Linked DNA regions of Homo sapiens: region 2 is linked to region 1. A link is a loop called in an ENCODE intact Hi-C map of the cell type or tissue named here. Cell type or tissue: mammary epithelial cell. All regions are shown on one strand. Each heading gives the region's core, and the rest is flanking DNA. Links, peaks and the distances in the headings are about the cores only.

The links. A loop is a pair of places that touch in the nucleus more often than their neighbours do. Peaks named below come from ENCODE experiments on the same cell type or tissue, not always from the same donor. Only the 100,000 strongest peaks of a DNase experiment are listed, where the experiment ranks them.
Region 2: a loop joins it to region 1, with 8 times the contacts of the local background. A loop is called at or near these places in 7 of 110 quality-filtered maps.

What each region holds. Positions count from the first base shown.
Region 1 is chr21:34,598,343-34,608,335 of GRCh38, forward strand. The region is part of intron 1 of RCAN1 (regulator of calcineurin 1); the gene reads right to left. Among named protein-coding and RNA genes, the nearest start is that of RCAN1, 12 kb to the right of the region's middle. In mammary epithelial cell, for the core only: a CTCF peak has its summit at 4,884 (motif pointing left); DNase peaks (open chromatin) are centred at 939 and 4,869; H3K27ac peaks cover 46 bases.
Region 2 is chr21:34,539,274-34,549,266 of GRCh38, forward strand. All of the region lies in intron 1 of RCAN1 (regulator of calcineurin 1), which reads right to left. Among named protein-coding and RNA genes, the nearest start is that of KCNE1, 32 kb to the left of the region's middle. RefSeq lists an enhancer at 4,393-8,091 and a silencer at 4,764-4,913. In mammary epithelial cell, for the core only: a CTCF peak has its summit at 4,897 (motif pointing left); a DNase peak (open chromatin) is centred at 4,868; H3K27ac peaks cover 941 bases.

The DNA.
Region 1 (9,993 bases), core at 791-8,790:
ACAGTAGTATGAAACTGGCTTAGAAATGAACAAAAAGATCAAGAGAAGAATCCTGATAGAAGAGCATATTTGATCATTTAGGTGGTATTTCAAATCTTCAAAGAAAGAGCACTGCTTAGCAAACAACATTGGAACATCCCACAGGTAACATGCAAACGAGAAAACCAGAAATCTAACTCACTCCTCATACCAGAATGTCCAGTGAATTAAAAGCAAACATCAACAACAAAAATGTACAAGTTCTAGAAGAAAACCTACTCCTATACATCTTGGCCTAGGTATGAAACAACCTCAGGAGAAAGGAAGGCAAAATTTCTGCATCTGAACTACAAATAAAAATAATACAAAATTCTATGGAGTAAAAACACCATAAAATCAAATGGCAAACTGGAGAAAATATCTGTAATATGTGCAGTAAGGTACTAATTTCCTTAATAAGCAAATAACTTACATATTCCTAAGTACAGACGATAAACTCACCAGAAAAGTAGCGCAAGATATACACAATCAGTTTATAGAGGAAAAAAAGCAACAACTGACTAATAAGCATATGGAAGGGTCAGCTTTGTTCCTAATTAAGGAAAAGCAAATTCAAACAAGATGATACTATTTTACGTCTATCAGAGATCCTGGCAATGATTCAAAATGATTTCTAATCCCCAGTACTGGTGAGAATGTGGGCAGAGAGGAACTCATGCGATGCTGGGGGTAATACATCAGTATAAACAGTTTGCAGAGCAAACTGACAGTATCTATTAAAACGTAAAGTAACCATACCTCCTGGCTCAGAAATTCCACTTCTAGCAATGTATCTTACAAATACATTTACATAAGGAAACAAAGAATGCTATTTGCAACATTATTTATAATAGGGAAAAAAACCTGGCAACAACCTAAATGACAATCAATAGGAATAGCTGGTTGAGTTGTGTTATGTTCTAATCATGAATCATCAGGGAGTCATCAAAAGAAGTGCATTAAATTAGCTGGGTGTGGTGGCAGGTGGCTGTAATCCCAGTTGCTCAGGAGGCTGAGGCAGGAGAATCATTTGAACCCGGGAGGTGGAGGTTGCAGTGAGCCGAGATCACGCCACTGCACTCCAGCCTGGGCGACAGAGTGAGACTGTTTCAGAAAAAAGAAATACATTGAGTCTACTGACAAGATATCCACAACATGTTAAAAAGCCAAGTAGCAAAATATAGTATGCAATCTAATACTACGTAATGTAAACATGCAGATGGTACCTATTTAAGTGTATTTATCTTTCCAAACACACCACATATGTTTATACATGTGTGTGAAAGGGTATACATACACTCAACAGAGGCTATCCCTAAAGAAGGGTTGAGAGAAGATGGGATACCAACTATTACTTTGATAGTTAATTACGCCTCTGTGATTTGAGGCGTAATTAACAAAGTGATAGTTGGTCATAAAAAAATCATCTAACGAATGTGACAATCTATAGTTGGTGCCTACTATCAGCAAACGGTACTTACTATGAGTCATGCTCTTCATGCATTTCTCCCCAGTGCCATTAAATAGCCTCATGGGCAGCATGACCAATAGGTGTAGACCTATTGCAACTGGTGGGTAACTTTTTGCTTAAGTCAGCTTGTAATGGCTGTGTTGTGTTCTCTGGCTAGAAGGGTAGATAAGGGATAAGTTACCCTGAACCTAAAGCACGAGAACTGGCCCCAACAACCAAGAGTCCAGATCACGCTATGCTAAAGCCCCTCACTCCAATCTTCAGTCCCCTGGTACCTCCCTATGACACAGGTGGCTCACAGAACCATCACTGGGGACAGACTGCTGGGTGGCATGCTGCTGCAGGGCTAAGAATCGCGTTTTTAAAGGTTAGTTCATTTAATTAAAAGCACAGCAGGGTGCTGCCTACTTTCATTAAGAAAGGTCATCTTCCCCAGCATATTCTAATGGAAACCAGGGCAGCATTCAGAGATAGGAACCATCACAAGTTGATTTTGCTCTCTTAAGGTAAGATACGGCAAAGAATGACCAGCCACCTCCTAGCAGGGTGCTGAGGCTGGCTGGTGCAGTAGGTGGAGATTTAGCAGATGACAATGTATTTCTGAAAAGGTCTGTTTTTCCTCTAAAAGGCATTCTAGGAACCAGAGAGAGAAGGGAGAAAGGAGGGGAAGGGGAAGATCAGGAGAGAGGGAGGGAAAGGAAAGGAGGCGAGGAGACAGGAGAAAAACCTCACCACCAAGCATTAGCATTTATTTCTCAATTGCAATATTTTTATTTTAAGTTGTGCTAAGAAGCCTAGGATTTCTTTCTTCAATAATAATGATTTTTATGCTTTATAGTTCATGAGGCTTTCATATTCATTATGTTGAGATTTATTTTCAAAAAAGTGTTTAGAGTCTTAAGTTGTTTGCAACTTTGTAGCAAAGCTCATTTCACATTAAAACATCCTTTTAGCAAAGTCTCAACATACTATAGTGAAATTAATACAGGTTTTTCTAAGCATTTATAAGTGTTAATAAGCCATGCCAGTCTGCTGGCATAGCATATATGGTGCTGCGGTATTCTGAATATTCAGTATCTAAATCTGTTCATTTCATACACACATGCACGTGTGTTCACAAACACACATGCATGCAGGCACACACCACTGCAAAATTTTTAAGCTGCAGGACCCCCTGGCCTGAAAAAATGCACACAGCTTCTGAAAGTGCCTAAGTTACTCATGGGAAAATAAAGCTTATTATTTAATGGACTTAACAATATTTTCTTGTTCATGATGATGTTTTACTTCCACTGATACACAAATATTTATTAAGTGCCTACTATGTGGCAGGCACTGTCCCAGGAACAGGTTAAGCAGCTGCAAGCAATGTAGACACTGTAATTTCTGCATTTTAATAAAATTGCTAACTCATACTAAATACTTACTATGAGCCTGATATTATTGTAAGCCCTCTATTTGTATTATGTCTTTTCATCCTCACAACACAACCCCAGGAGGTAGGAGCTTTTATAATCCCACTTGATAAACCAGGAGACCTAAGTGCAGAGAAGTTAAGTTACTTGCCCAAGGTCACACAGCTGGTTACTGGCAGAACTGGGATTTGAATCCAGACCAACCCTCCTTACTGCTGTACATTGATGTAGTTTAACAAGAACAACTCTAAACTAAGGTGGGTGTCCATCTATAAAGAAGGTGAATGCTAGGCTGGGCACGGTGGCTCACACCTGTAATCCCAGCACTTTGGGAGGCCAAGGTGGGCGGATCACGAGGTCAGGAGATCGAGATCATCTTGGCTAACACGGTGAAACCCCATCTCTACTAAAAATACAAAAAATTAGCCAGGCGTGGTGGTGGGCGCCTGTAGTCCCAGCTACTTGGGAGGCTGAGGCAGGAGAATGGCGTGAACCTGGGAGGCGGAGCTTGCAGTGAGCCGAGATCGTGCCACTGCACTCCAGCCTGGGCAACAGAGTGAGACTCTGTCTCAAAAAAAAAAAAAAAAAAAAGAAGGTGAATGCTGTCCACATTCAGGATTCAGAGATAACAGTGATCACATGTGTAGGTATAGACACCTTCACACTCACTGCACTCTCAGCTGAGCCATGAAAATTACTAAGATTAATAAGCAGCAACAAAACCTGCACCTAAAGAAAATAGATGCACAGAAAAATAAGCAAAAAATTAAACATTGACCTAATATAAAACTGGTAACAACATATTCATTGACATTAAAACAAGATCCTTCATAAAGACTAAATAAATATTTTCTGAGTATCTCCTGTCCTTGATACGATCACAAACGTTACCATGCTACATGCAATTCTCACAGCATCCTAGTAAGCCACCATCTAGACCTCTTTACAGACACAAAGCTGAAGATGCTCAGAATCTCAGGCACAGCCCCGAAGGCAGCCAGCTGGGTCCACTTCATTCCAAGCCACAAATGCAACACAGAATGCTCTGTGCTGCCTCTGCATAACCACCCCTTTCACTAAATGCAGGAAGTCACCCCCACAACCAACAAGCTCTATACCCGCACCCCATTTCACCCTGTGTCTAGTTTGAAAGATACATCTTGAATTTAGCTATTCTAGAAAGAGATACCAATACAAATGAACCCTGAATCACTTTCCAAACACCTGCAGGTGTTTCCAGGCAGTTCATGAACTGTAACACAGTGAATTTTTCTGAAGGGTGGTCTGTTTTGAGGGGCTGCACAGCAGTTTTACTGATTGCGGACCAGACCACCTGAGATCTACAGGTTGGGATGCATGTGAGGGAAGCTGTACAAATTCCCCAGAATCGTGACTCCAGCCCAGAACACTGTCACTACTTGACTAGAGTGGTGGTAATTCTGGAATCATCCGGGTGACCTGCCTACCAGCAAAAGCTTTTCCTTCTTAATCTACTGAGTAACCTAATACCTGAAGCCAGCTCAGAAAATTCCCATTATCTCTGAAATAAAATGTTTTCATCTGAGTTCTCTCTCTGTATTTCTTTATGCTGATATTTTCATATTTCATATTCTTTTCATAATAATGCTGATAATTTCAGTCATCTTCAGGAGGAGGGTCATTCCTTTCAAAAGTCTCCCCTTCAGGTGAGCACGTTCCCCTATTTGTATTCTAAACAAAGCGGGCAGCATCTCCCAGCAGCAGGGAATAGGTCCACTCAGGAAGCGGCTTTCTCACCTGCACAGTTTCTGCTGGAGGGAGAGGGGTGTCTCTCCACTTGAAAGGTTCAATTACACACTTATCTTTATAATAATAGCTTCTCTGCAGCACAAGGCATGACTTCTCCCTTCTGAAAGTGCACTTTGCCTTTGATGCCTGAAATAAAGTGTAAGTCAACCAGCAAGCTCCACTGCAGCACACACATGAAGTTACTGCCCCCCGGCGGCGACCGCTGGTCTTTGAACAGCATTGGACAGGCCCTCGGTGCAAAGCTCTCCGGCCCCTCCACAAGCTGGAGACTGCTTCTCCCTACCTGCGGCCTGGGGACAGCCTTCCCTGGCAATATTACCGGGTTCCAGCTGGCTTGGACTCCCGAAGTCCCCCGGTTTGTATGCTCCGGGTTCTTTTGGATGGCGCTGGGAAAGGGGAGAACATTATTCGTTGGAGAATTAAGTGGGCAGAGTAAAACCAGCAGGCTGCAAGAAAAAAAGACCTGCTTTTGAGTTTTGCTAGTATCTATTGAGCACCCTTGAGGAAATTTCGTCACCCTTCTCAGCACGAATTTCTCACTGAAGAGATGAAAGGCACAGCCTTGGAAGAACCTTCTGGTCCCAGGACTTCGAGAACCCCAGAGTCGGATATCCAGTTACCCCGGGATTCCACAGTGCTTATTATTTTTATAAAGGGTGAAGAAGTCTCCTTCATCTATGAAATGGGGAAATAATAGTATATATCTTAGAAGGCTGTAAGAAGGATTCAAAGAGATGATGTACCTAAAATATCTGGCACAAGTGGTAAGTGCTAAGTAAATAGGAGACCTATAATTGATTGTAAGTATAATTGATTGTAAGTGCTAAGTGAATAGAGGACCTATAATTATAATTTATCACTCAAGCTTCAGAGTGGGAGAGGGTGCTACTAATGATTTCACTTGGATGACAGGCATAAGCCAGGATGGACAAAGTGGATGAGACATGTCACCTTATCAATCAATAATTGCCATCATGACATTTGGAAAAGTCTTCAATGTTGGCAGATGTTTTGAGAAACATTTTACTCAAGTGATCTGGCCTTGTGAGGCTATTTTTGGCAAATCTTCAAGCAGTAACTGGACAGAATCCGTCTTGGGGTCACTTCTTTTTTCTTTTTGAGACACAGCTCTGTTGCCCAGACTGAAGTACAGTGGCACAACCTTGGCTCATTGCAACCTCCGCCTCCCGGGTTCAAGCGATTCTCCTGCCTCAGCCTCCCGAGTAGCTAGGATTACAGGCGCCCACCACTACGCCCGGCTAATTTTTGTATTTTTTAATAGAGATGGGGTTTTGCCACGTTGGCCAGGCTGGTCTTCAACTCCTGACCTCAGGTGATCTGCCCGCCTCAGCCTCCCAAAGTGCTGAAATTACAGGGATAAGCCACAGCACCCGGCCATCTTGGGGTCATTTAAATCATCCCTGACACAGGGGTCATCTCAGATCAGTACTGTATATGTTTCCAAGACCAATTAAAGACACAAAGTTTAAGTGACTGAAATGTACCTCCTCTCTAGCCACATGCTGGACAAAACAGGGTACGGGTGTAAGCCAGAGAAGCTGTGTGGAAGAGAACTAGAATCACATTGAAGAAATGCTCTTTTTGAGCAGATTCCTACATGGAAAACTCTGATTTACCTTATGAGGGTGTGGGGAATGACAGGCAAGTGGGCTGTGAGTTCCGTGAAGGGAGAGGTGGTGTTTGTCATTCACCAAGATCTGTCTAGAGCTGTGCCCTCCTTACACTGGGGAAGTGGGCTGCCAGCCTGGGGCCCCACAGCTGGTTTTGCAACCAGCACAGTGCTCAGAACAGAGATGGCACCCAAAAGGTATTTGTTGAATAAATGAATGAATGAATGGATTGATGGAGCCAGGATTCAAATCTGGGTCTGCCTGGTGCCAGTGTCCAGGCACTGCCTTCCACCTGAGCAGCAGGGTGCCACCTGCCTGGCACGCCATCGGCATGCATAAACATCCATTACATATATGTGATAGTTAATATTAAGTGTCAACTTGATTGGATTGAAAGATGCAAAGTATTGTTCCTGAATGTGTCTGTGAGGGTGTTGCCAGAGGAGATTAACATTTGAGTCAGTGGACTGGGAAAGGCGGACCCACCCTCTATCTGCGTGGGCACCATCTAATCAGCTGTCAGAATAAAAGCAGGCAGAAGAATGTGAAAAGACTAAACTGGCTTAGCCTCTCAGCCTCCATCTTTCTCCTGCGCTGGATGCTTCCTGCTCTCAAACATTAGACTCCAGGTTCTTCAGCTTTGGGACTCAGACTGGCTTCCTTGCTCCTCAGCTTGTAGACAGCCTATTGTCGGACCTCACCTTGGGATTGTGTGCGTCAATACTCCTTAACAAACTCCCTTTTAACTCCTCTTTATATATATCGATCTATCCTATTAGTTCTGTCCATCTAGAGAACCCTAATATAATATAAATACATGACTGAAAGAATGAAGAGTCGTAACTCATGTGAATCTCTGTTTCCCGTAGGTAAAAACACTCTCTTCACAGAGCTATCCTAGGATTGAAATGAGATGTGAAAGATATATGAAAAATTCACTCGCATTAATGCCATGCTTTAAGATGATAAGCAGCAGCCAGGTGGAGTGGCTCACACCTGTAATCCCAGCACTTTGGGAGGCCGAGGCGGGTGGATCACAAGGTCAGGAGTTTGAGACCAACCTGGCCAACATGGTGAAACCCTGTCTCTACTAAAAATACAAAAATTAGCCGGGCGTGGTGGCAGGCACCTGTAATCCCAGCTATTCAGGAGGCCGAGGCAGGACAATCACTTGAACCCGGGAAGCAGAGGTTGCAGTGAGCTGAGATCGTGCCATTGTACTCCAGCCTGGGCAACAGAGCAAGACTCGGTCTCAGAAAAAAAAAAAAAAAAAAAGATGATGAGCAGCACAGGCTTTAGAGTTAGCTGAAACTGGGTTTGAGTCTAGGGATCAACAGTTCCTCACCTGTGTGACCTCAGACAGGTTTACTTGGCCTCAGATTCCTCCTCTATAGAATGGGGATGATAACAGTACCTATGCCACAGAGTTCTTGTAAAGATAAAATGATACGTCTTGTGGAGTCCTGATAAGTAAACAACAATGAGAAAGGGGCCCCAGATGGGAGAGAACAATGAACAGTGATTCTGAGAAATGGCCAATCACAAACAACCCCGGGCACAGTGACCTTTTTCAGCACATAGGCCCCTCCAGCGCAACCCTATAAAACTTCCTTCCAGCCTCTGCCGCTTGGCAGACGGCCCCTTCTCTGCTGTGCTGCCTGCTGCACCCTTGCAACATATTTTTATACTTTCTCTAATAAATCTGGCTTTCTTTACCTGCAACTGTCTTGGTAAATTCCTTTACTGCCTGTGACACTGACCCCGGCTAGGTGCACCCGTGACATGTATTACATAAATAGGGTACTTAATATACAAAATAAAGCACTTCATATTAATGAATAGAAACTATTTTATTATCTTTAAAATAAAGCACAAAGATTAACAAAAATTAAAGGTGATTATCATGGATTAAATGCTTGCATCCCCCAAGTCCAAATGCAGAAGCCCTAATCCCCAGTGTGGCTTTATTTGGAGATGAGGCCTCTAAGGAAGTAATTAGGCTAAAGGAGGTCAGAAGGGTGGGGCCCTAATATAATAGGATTAGTGCTCTTATAAGAAGAGACACCAGAGAGCTTGCTCCTCTCTCCACACACTGAGGAAAGACCACGTAGGGACACAGGGAGAAGGGGGCCATCTGCAGCCCAGAGGAGAGGCCTCACCAGAAAGAGACCATGCTGGGACCTCGACCTCAGACTTGCAGGCTCCAGAACTGTGGGAAATACATGTCTATTGCTCAAGCCTCCTAATCTGTGTTTTTTGTTATGGCAGCCTGAGAAGATTAATAATACAGTGATAAAATAAGACATGCTATTGTTATGTTGAGGAACTTTCTGAATTAAATAATATTTTTGTCTCTTAATCGTGAATTCAGGCCGACCTCAGATACCTCTCTCTTTGGCATTAATTATGATTGCACATGGGAATTTCATGCGGCACCTGCTGAAATTAGTAACAAAAGGAAAAGTACTGGACCTTTCCAAGTTATAAAAGGTTTAGCTTCCCGAGTTCTTTGTTCAGAAATATGGTGGGTAACTGCTCTTGATACTCAGAAACTTAGTAACCTAGCTATAGTCCTCTCAATGAAGTGTTCCATGTTAAACTATAGTGGCTAAAACTATTCTTTTATGGAGCTGAAGCTAAAAAGAAAAAAATCAGATTAGAAAAAAATCCTCTTTTTTTCCTCCAAATAAGTCTTTTTAATAATGTCAGGGATCCGTTTGGATTTGCTCCCTTTTTTTTTTTGAGACAGAGTCTTGCTCTGTATTCCAGGCTGTAGTGCAGTGGCGCAATCTCAGCTTACTGCAACCTCTGCCTCCAGGGTTCAAGCGATTCTCATGCCTCAGCCTCCTGAATAGCTGGGACTACAGGCGCGTGCCACCACACTGAGCTAATTTTTGTATTTTCTAGTAGAGATGGGGTTTCACCATGTTGGCCATGCTGGTCTGGAACTCCTGGCCTCCCAAAGTGTTGGAATTATAGGCATTAGTCACCACACCCAGCCTTAGAAAGAAATCTTAATATGCATTTCTAAACACTGATTGCTCCACAGAAGTCAAAAAAGTTTCCAAATTAAAAAATGTACTAATGAATATCTAACTGTGGTAGGCAGCCTATAGCAGGGATCGCCAACCTCCGGACCACAGACCAGTGCCAGTCCATGGCCTGTTAGGAAGCGGGCCACACAGCAGGAGGTGAGCAGCGGGTGAGCCAGCAAAGCTTCATCTGTATTTACAGCTGCTGCCCATTGCTCACATTACTGCCTGAGTTCCAGCGGCAGCAGAGTCCCATAGGAGCATGAACCCTATTGTGAACTGTGCATGTGAGGGATCTGGGTTGCCCACTCCTTATGAGAATCTAATGCCTGATGATCTGTCACTGTCTCCCATCAGCCCCAGATGGGACCATCTAATTGCAGGAAAACAAGCTTAGGGCTTCTACTAATTCTACATTATGGTGAGTTGTATAATTATTTTATTATATAATAATAGAACTAAAGTACACAGTAAATGTAATGCACTTGAATTATCCTGAAACTAGCTCCCTGCCCCCTGGTCTGTAGAAAAACTGTCTTCCATGAAACTGGTCCCTGGTACCAAAAATGTTGGGGACCACTGGCCTATAGGATGGCCCCCAGGGATCCCCACGTCCTGGTATTTACACCCTTTTGTAA
Region 2 (9,993 bases), core at 856-8,855, 59 kb before region 1:
CAAGATCCGTGATCAGATAATATACATGCTAAATTCATTCAGTAGACTATAGAGCCACTCATAGTAAGGTGGTGAAAACTAATGACATGAAAAGATGTTCAAGACTTGCTGTTAGGAGAAAAAACCAGGTTACAAAGCAATGTTTATTGTTCTCATTTTGGTGAAAAGAAAGAATATGTGTGATAGTATTAGAAGACTCCTGTGTTTTTCTTCTTGATTATTTGGATTTGGATTATTTAGATTCTAGCATGAATTTCCACAATGAACACTTATTACTTTTATAATAACAAAAAAGCTTCTCCTTTCCCCTTCCCTCACTAGATGCTATATATCAATGGTCAAGGTAACCGTGGTTAACAGACACAATATGTAAGGGTAAAGGTTAGTTGGAGAGAAAATCGACTTTGCCTGTTTTTGTGTAGTGGTTTGGTATCACGGCTTTTAATATTTGCTCTGTATCTGTTATGCACAATCTCTAAACCTGCTCATTTTAACCCATTAACATTTTGGAGTGCTAGTTATTGAAAGAATCCTATTTCATACCTAGAAACAGGGATTTCACCAGAAAATACTGATTTTGTCTTTCTTTGATTACCTCTCCTGCCTGCCATCTTTATCTGGTGAAATTCTCATTTAATCAGTAGTGTTGGCTGAGCCATTCTCACTGGAGTCAGGGCTGTCTGAGTGCCAGGGGACACTCATCTGAATTGTTTCTTGTCACTGCCATGTCCCTACATCTATTCCTTGCTCACCTGCATTATTTTCCCCATTCTTCTTGCAGTCCCAGAATCACATCCAAGCCCCTTTTCTTTCTCCCTGGATGACCCCTTCCTCTGAATCTCCTTTCTAACAAGACTGGAAGGTTACATAATAAACTTCTCCCCATTACAGCATTAATGATGACAGTTGTTTAATATATAAGGCCTTCCCAGAGAATTTGTATTTAATCAGCAAATTCTGGAGATCAGTCTGCATCTCAAAGGAATGCATTGCTAAGGGGAAAATTCCAGGCAGTAAGTCAGTTACAGGGGAAAATTCTCTGCACAGGTGGGCTCTTCCGGGGCTGGGTGCTGCCTACGTATTGTTCAAGCACCTACACTGAGCAGATTCTTGCATGGACTGACTGGGATTAAGGGCAGACTTCCAAGAAATCACTCATGTCTCCATTCATTCAACCACCATTTGTTAAAGATCTCCCACGTGACTTCTCGAACTCCTTGGCTGGGTAAAATTACCCCTAGTTCTTAGTATTTACCACACTTTAATTGATTTCCTTCACCGAACTAAGGGTAGACCAAGCCAGAGACCCTGGAACCCTTAAAACCCTTCATAAACATTTGTTGAACAAATGCATGCAGCCAAGTAACTGACTCTTCCTTAGAGATATAAAGATGAGGAAGGTATGGTTATTCCTTCAAAAAGCTCACAGTGGGCCAGGCGTGGTGGCTCACTCCTGTAATCCCAGCACTTTGGGAGGCCGAGGTGGGCAGATCATGAGGTCAGGAGTTCGAGACAAGCCTGACCAACATGGTGAAACCCTGTCTCTACTAAAAATACAAAAATTAGCTGGGCGGGGTGGCGGGTGCCTGTAATCCCAGCTACTTGGGAGGCTGAGGTAGAAGAACCGCTTGAACCTGGGAGGTGGAGGTTGCAGTGAGCCGAGATCGCACCACTGTATTCCAGCCTGGAATACAGAGCGAGACTCTGTCTCAAAAAGAAAAAAAAGCTCACAGTGAAATCAATCAAGAAATACTAAGCCATGACCAGGTGCTCAGTAGTCTACTAGGGCCTCCAAAAGCCTCAGTTTCTGTCCCTACAGGGGCTTAAGATGGAAGCTTGAGTGATGAGACTGCAGCTCCAGTGATAATATAAATGATCTCTCTTGTGTGTCACAGACACTCAGAGCTCAGGATACTAGAAGTGGAGCGTAGCAATCAGAAAAGTCTAGCTAGGTATATAAGAATCCCATCTCAACCTCCAATTGGTCCAGTTACAAAAAGTCCTACAGATGAAGGACTTGAGAATAGGGTTAGGCTTTAAATAAGTGGGAAAAAGATATACCTCTGCATTTCCTCATTACTACCTAAAAAGAAAAGGTATAAGGAAAGCTTTCCCCAATCAACCTACACAAGAATCTGCTCAGTGTAGGCGCTTATACTAGTTAGTTAACGTTCCACTATCATCCACTGTCATGTGGCATCAAATAAGCAGGTGCTTTTATTAAAGGACATATATACTTTACTCATTTTGAACAAATTTGATGGCTTGTATTTTTTTGCATGGCATTGGGTTAGTGCTAATATCTATTAACGGATGTCCTGGATTTCTTAGGAAATCCTACCTTTGCATATTTCATTTTAAAAATAAATGCTATTCACGGGGCGGGAGCGATGGCTCACGCCTGTAATGCCAGCACTTTGGGAGGCCGAGGTGGGTGGATCACAAGGTCAGGAGATAGAGACCATCCTGGCTAACACGGTGAAACACTGTCTCTACTAAAAACACAAAAAACTAGCCAGGCGTGGTGGCGGGTGCCTGTAATCCCAGCTACTCGGGAGGCTGAGGCAGGAGAATGGTGTGAACCCAGGAAGTGGAGCTTGCAGTGAGCTCAGATTGCGCCACTGCACTCCAGCCTGGGTGACAGAGTGAGACTCCATCTCAAAAAAAATAAAATAAATAAAAAAAATTTTTTTAATGCTATTCATGCAACACATTTTTAAAATTTTGGTAAGGACATAAAAATAAATACATTGGACAAAATCTTGTGTTTCTGCATACACCCAAATTTGGGCTTGGAAAGTGCCTATAAACAGAGGTGAGGTGGGGAGGATGCCATGTGTGGTGTGGTGGGATGTCATAGGTAGCTATGATAAAGACAATTCTGGAAGAACAAATTCTCTGAAGATGGCTGCAACACTGTCTCCTACTCCACATGCTCTCCTACAGCCTTGCCATTCCTGTTGGGAGAAGGAATGTATGTCCCCTGCCCTTGAATGTGGAGGACCTTTGTGAGTGCCTCAAGTGACACTATATGGTGGAAAAGACACCAAGTTTAGGTCATAAAAAGCCATGCCCTTCTGCCTTGTTCTCTCGGGGCACTTCCTCTTGGAACCCAGTTGCCCACCATGCTTTCAGGAAGCCCAAGCAGCCCATGAAGAGCCCATACAGAGACGAACTGAGGCTGCTGGCCCAGAGCTCTGGCTGAGCTCCTCACTGGCAGCTGGTATTTTTGCCAGCTATATAAGTGTGACAACTTGGGAGTGGACCCTCCAGTCGCCAGCCAAGGGAAACCCAGAGGATGATGCATGGAGGAGAGAAGAATCATCTCTGTGCAAACTGCAGATTCACAAGCAAAACAGATGACTATTGTTATTTACAGCCATTACGTTTTGGGTGGCTTGTTGTGCAGCAATAGTAACTGGAACAACATTTCTGCGATGGGCAGAAGTGGCAAGGATTGTAACTCATTAGACTCAGAAGGCGAGGTCACCTGAGTAAGCAGGGTCCTTAGTGGAACAGTGGGTGTAAGAGGAAGGAGAGATGGGTGGGTGTGGGGCTTCTTGCCATCTACATATGTAGGGTCTGCCTTTTACTTGCACATCTGTGAGAGGTGTACAACAGAGTTGTAGAAGTATGGACTCTGGAGCCAGGCCACCTGGGTCTGAACCTGGTGTTCCATTTCTTAGCTGTGTGACCTTGGGCAAGGTTCTCAAGTCCCATGTGCTTCAGATTCTTCATCTGTAAAGAGGATAATCACAGGACCTACCTCATGTGGTGGTGGTGGCACAAATTGACCTAATGCCTACATTGAGGCTTGGTGCATAGGAAGTTTCCATGAAAGCGTTCACTGTTATGATCCACATAGGTGTGGGCCTCAGACTATGAGCTGGGCTGAATGACAGCCCCTCCCTAGTCCCTGGAGCTTGTAAATATGTTGCCATACATGGAAGAAGGGACTCTGCAGGTGTGACTAAGCTAAGGATCTTGAGACTAGGAGATGATGGATTACCAGGGTGGGCCCAGTGTAATCAAGGTGTCTTTATAAGCAGGATATGGCAGGGCTGGAGTCGGAGATGGAGACAGGATGATGGAAGCAGAGATTCGAGTGATATGGGGCCATGAGCCAAGGAAAGTGGGAGTCTTTGGAACCTGGGAAAAGGCAACGAAACGGATTTTGCCCTAGAAGTAACGCAGCCAGGCTGACACCTGATTTTAGCCCATTGAGACTGATTTTGGAGTTTGATCTCCAGAACTGTACAGTCATAAATCTGTGCTGTTTTCAGCCACTAAAATTGTTTGGTAATCTGTTACATCAGCAACAGGAAGCAAATACAAATTTAAGACTGGAGAAAGGTAGCTTTATAGAACATCCAGCAGCTAGAATGTTCAAAGGAAGTTGGGCTTTGGAATCAATAAACTGCTGTCCTTTTATTTCTTCTTCTCCTGACTTAGGCTTCGAGGGATGACATTTTCTTTTTAATCCTAGCATGTGAAGTGGCCAAAGCTCAGGCTTGGGTGTCAGATGGGCCTGGGCAGGAACCCTGGCTGCAGTCCTTACTTGCTGGGGGTCCTCAGTCAACTGGTGGTGCTGGCCAAGATGACCACAGTGGCACTGACAGCCAGAGTCAGTTGCCTGCTAGCCATTCGGAGTGGTCAGTGCCCACGAGGTACCAGTTACTATGTGCTATGAATATTATCTCTAGACTGAATCCTATGAACTTCAGTTTCCTCATTTGCAATTTGGGAACAATCTAAGTCAAAGGTTGTTGTAGAATGTGCATAGGTAGGTGCTTTTCAGACTGTGGCTGCCACAGCAGCAGTAGCTGCCTTACTTGGCAACTTGCCAGAATTCTTGCCCTACCTATTGTGGTAGGCTGAATTCTCAAATGGCCCCCTGGTGGACAAGCTTTGCATGATCCCGGGACTCTGTGATGGATTCTGTTTCCACAGTTAGGTTATATTACCCTGGGAGATTATGTGGGGTGAACACTTAAAAGGGACCGGGTTCTTTCTGAAGTCGGAGAAAGGATGGGAGAGACATTCTCTGTTGCTGATTCTGAAGATGGAGGGGGCCATGTGGCAAGGACTGAGAGTGGCCTCAAGGAGCTAGAGTGGCCACGGGGATCTGAATGTGCTTAGAAGCAGATTCTCCGCAAGAGTCTCCAGACAGGAACGCAGCCCAGGAGAGAACCGGTTCCAGCCTTGTTAACCTTGAGCAGAGAACCCTGTTGTGCACATGGTGATTTCTGACCTACAGACCTGTCAACTAAGAAATGGGCATTGTAAGCCACTAGATTTGTAGTAATTTGTCACACAGCAATAGAAAACTAATATATATTTACTGAATCAGAAACTCTGCTGGTTTTTGTTTGTTTGTTTGAGACAGGGTCTCACTGTGTCACCCAGGCTGGTCTCAACGAGCCTTTGCTGAATCTCTTCCTTGTCAGAGGAGACTGCTGGTCCCCAAGATAGAAAGTAAAGGAGACCCAGCCCTGCTGTCAGGAAGCACCCGCCTCGGGTTGGAGTAAAAGTCACACATGGGACGGGGCTGTAAGTCTCAGCAAACAGCAGTGCGAGGGACGCACGTGGAAGAGGGGTAGTGAGGGCACCTTGTGGGCAGGAGAGCCTTTTAAAGACTGTATGACGTGAACTCCAAGATCTATCCTTGAAGGCCAGGGAGTGGTTGAAAGATGGAGCCCTCTGATTTCTGACTTCACTTCTGCAAAGCCTACTGTGTCATTTACTCCTCACCATCAGTGGAGCGAGAGCCTCTGGGACCACGTCTCCCGAGTCCCATGCCTGCCATCATGGTGCGGGCTGGACCAGCCTTCTTAGTGGGATATGTTCCCCATAGAAAGTAAACCAAGAGGCAAAAGCAAAGCAAAGCTACGAAAGCAGGCTCAGTGCCCCCGCCCCTTGTTTCAGTGTCACCTCAAGTTTGCTTCTTGCTCTCAGAGGGAGATCACAGCATTGCACAACGGGCAGTGTTGACTATTTGCTGGCCCTTGTCACCCACCCTTCCAAAACTCGGGCAGAGGACAATCTGAACACCAGTGTGACAGTTTCTAACAAAAGGCTTTGCTAGTACAGTGCCTGAGTGTGGGTGTCCACTGAAAACTAATTTCAGCCCTGACTAAGAAAGGCATCTCAGAAATGAGGAAGTGTATTTTGGGCTCCTGTGGTTTCTGATGAAAAATGCTGCAATGTGGGGCATGGGTGAAAGGGAAACACTGAGAAAATAGATGTGACCCCCAGTATGCTTCCTTGAAGAAGTGGGGGGCTGGCCAGGCCAGGCACAAAGATCCTTTGTGTTCCCTGAGCCTGTGACTTCTCCCGCTGTTTCTCAGCAGTTACACTAACGACATTGTGGAGGAAACAGCTTCTCCTTGCATGGCCCTGCCCCTTGCACTCTAGACTGTTTAGCCTCCCTGCTGGTCAGTCCCCTCTCCCTACAAATGCCAGCAGCTTTCCCCCAGTCCTTGCTGCAACCACAAAGTCTCGCAAGGATTTTCAAATGCCACTGGGAGGATAGCGGTGCCACCCATGGAGAATAATGACCCCAGGCCCTAAAATGAAACAGGTTGCTCTAACATTCGAAGAATAGCCCCAGCACACCAAATGCATTCACTTAATTTCTTGTTCAACAGAAAAGAATGACCTCTTTTAATACAGAGCTGCTTTGAAACATGTCATTTCAAACAGGTCCTAAGAAGATCCTGATATTTGTCTGTATCTTAACTGGATCTCTGTGGGTTGAAAAACGCTCATAGAAATGTTGAAGGACATCAGTCAATCTTTAATAAGATGAGATTTCTCAGAGATACAACATGCTGTTTGACCATCTGAAGGATGCTAAAAGAAAGTGATTTACTGAAATAAAATAGATAACAAACATTTCAGTGACTTAGAAAATGGCGAGAAATCACGTCAGGCAAGTTTATATTTTTGTGTTAAAAAATCCCCACCTAACAACACTCTCTTCCTTACATTTCTTCCCAGCAGGCCAAGAACTTACTAAACTCTGGCTCTAGAAGAAAATGACATTAAAATGCTGACTTTACAGGTATATAGTCTAGCATTTGTTGGCAGTTACTTATTAGTTTTTTTTTTTTTTTAGAAATGTAAAAACTATTTTCTTTGTTTCAAACGAATAGGCTCTAACTTAAAATAATTTACTTGTACAATTAAATTGTCTGAAAAACCCCAACAATGCTGTTAACACGTTGTTAACAGGTACACAACTCCCCTCTATTTTAGGAGCTGACGCAAAGAAGACAGCACAAACATGAACAAGAAAACAATCGCTGTCGCTTAAAAGCAACACCGTCTTAGCAGTTTAAAGACAGACACTGCATGCTCACATACTAACAATAATTATGAGTCTCCAACTCAGAGGGTAGAAGTCAGAAGACGCAAACAACATCCACCGTACCAGGAACTGAAGAATAGGAGGAAGCAGGTTTAGAATAGCAATGGGTTTTTCCCTGAGATGTACATTTTACAAGAAGCATTCAATTCCATTTTAGATATGGAAAAAGAGCGTGTTTTTCCCATTAAAAGGGGGAAACAGGAAAAGTATAAGTAGCTTGACCCATTATTATGTCCTACCTGGAAAAAAGTTTTTTTAAGTGGAGAAAATGATTAGTCATGAGTGCATGACTTATTAAAAATGACTTTCTGGGTAACAGAGACCAGATAATACCTACGTGAATAAATCTCTCCCCAAACCCTAGTTTGGGGCCCACACTTTTGCAAGGTCTCCAGTGAGTAAGACAGTAAATTCTGTGGCTGGCGTTTTCTTTGGAACACAAAGGGTCGCAAACAAACTCCTACTCAGCTGCAGCCACTACCCCTGCCAAAATTGAGTAGCTGAGGATTCAGCGAAGGGTTCGGGTTCCACGTCACCCAGGTGCTACAGGAGCCTGAGCCCAGGAGCGGGGACTGTCCCACATGCCAAGAGAATAGGGCATATCCAGGAGTCCAGGCCCATCACAGCAGCCAGGTTTTTACCTAGGTCTACTACTCTTTCCACATCACAGCTTCCCCTCACCTTTCTCCCCCTCCCTCACCTGCTCACTGCCATGTATGGGAATGCACCCCAGGAAACACACAATTTTGAAAAACATCGTCCCAAGAGAAAAAGGCTGTCATGAAGAGGCCAGGCAAATGACCTCAATTAAGTACTTTGTCCAATGCTAATGGATTGAATTCTGTTCCCCTAAAATTCACATGTTGAAGTCCTAACACCCAGTGCAATGGTGCTATGGTTTGAATGTGTCCCCCAAAAGTTTATGTGTTAGAAACTTAATTGCCATTTTAACAGTGTTGAGAGGTAGGGCCTTGACAAGGTGAGGAGGCCACGAGGGCAGAGCCCTTACAAAGGGATTCATGCCATTGTTGCAGGAGTGGGTTAGTTATCCTGGGAGTGGGCTCCTGATAAAAAGGATGAGTTTGGCTCCATGTCCTCTCCCTGTCTCCTGTGCTTGCTTCAGCTTCTGCCTTCTGCCATGCGATGACCCTCACCAGATGCTGGCACCATGCTCTTAGACTTTTCAGCTTCCAGAACCGCAAACCAAATAAATCTCTTTTATTTATAAGTTACCCAGTCTGTGGTGTTATGTTATAGCAACAGAAAATGGACTAAGACATGGTATTTGGAGGTGAGGCCTTTAGGAGGTAATTAGGGTTAGGTGAAGTCAGGTGAGTAGAGTCCTTTTTGCAAGAAGGTGACAGTCTACAAGCCAGGAGGAGAGCCCTCACCAGGAATCAACCATGCTGGCAGCCTAACCTCAGACTTCTCAACATCCAGAACTGTGAGAAATAAATTTCTATTGTTTAAGGCACCTAGAATAGGGCATTTTGTTATAGCAGCCCGAGCAGATGAAGACACCTACCACCACTCAGCTTTGGAACCAGGATTCTGAACCAAAGCCTATAGATCCTATGTTCTTAACAACTGCATTTTACTACTCTTTGAGAAGAACTGAATTTAGCCAATCAATGTAATTTCACATTGATTTTCATTACTTTTGCTTTCAAAGTTACATATGAAATTTTTTTTGCATGGCTAGATATGTGCTGGATGACTAAGAATTTTATAATTGGCATATCAATAATCAAATCAGTTTTCCTAATAAAATGACATGTCTGATTTCTGCAAAAGCTCTTCAGTGTCCTCTCAAACTGAGAAAGCTGGAAAGTAGAGTTTTCAAAAGAGTAAAAATAATAATAAAAAAAAGTTAAGGCAGTACTGCTGAGAATTTAAATTCTCTGCAATGTCGAAACTTTTGAAATATAAAACTTTTAAAAACAGTTTCACTGAGGTATACCTTACATCCCATTTTAGCACTTGTAAAACCTTTGTCTTTAACTGTATTGTGATAACATTGATATCCTGCTTAACATAAGAAATATTATTTTAATTGAAAACATTATTCATGATAATTTAAAAAGCTGCTATTAACTTCTACATCTGTCAGTAAATCTACTAAAGTTTAGTTCAAAATATGCCGGCAAAGGAATCTTAAATTCTCTTAGTGCCATCTAAATAAAACTGTATTTCTTCTAAGTTCTATTGTAAACAAAGCAAAGGACTATGCCAGAATATATAGCAATTAGAGAAAAATGCCTACTTTTCCTCTTTGCACTTATTTTGTGCGCTTGTTTCTTGTTTTGTGTAGGTTTGATGATTTTGCCAAATTGCACGGTCAGCAAACAGTTCGTTGTGGTCCAACACCCAGGATAGGGACTATGAGACCGTTTGCCAGGTGCTAGGTGGTGTTCAATCATCTCACGCCTGAAGCTCTTCATCAGTCTTCTGTTGCTCAGGCTCTTCACTGTCTCCATCCCACGTGATGAAAGACAGGCGTGTCTCTGGCCAGGGACTAAGGCGCCATGAGCATGTGTGCTTTGTTTGGGTGTTGGTGTGCTCTGACTCATGCTCTCAGTGGCCCTCGAAGGCACCAGGTGAAAGAAGAGGGTCAGACAACCACT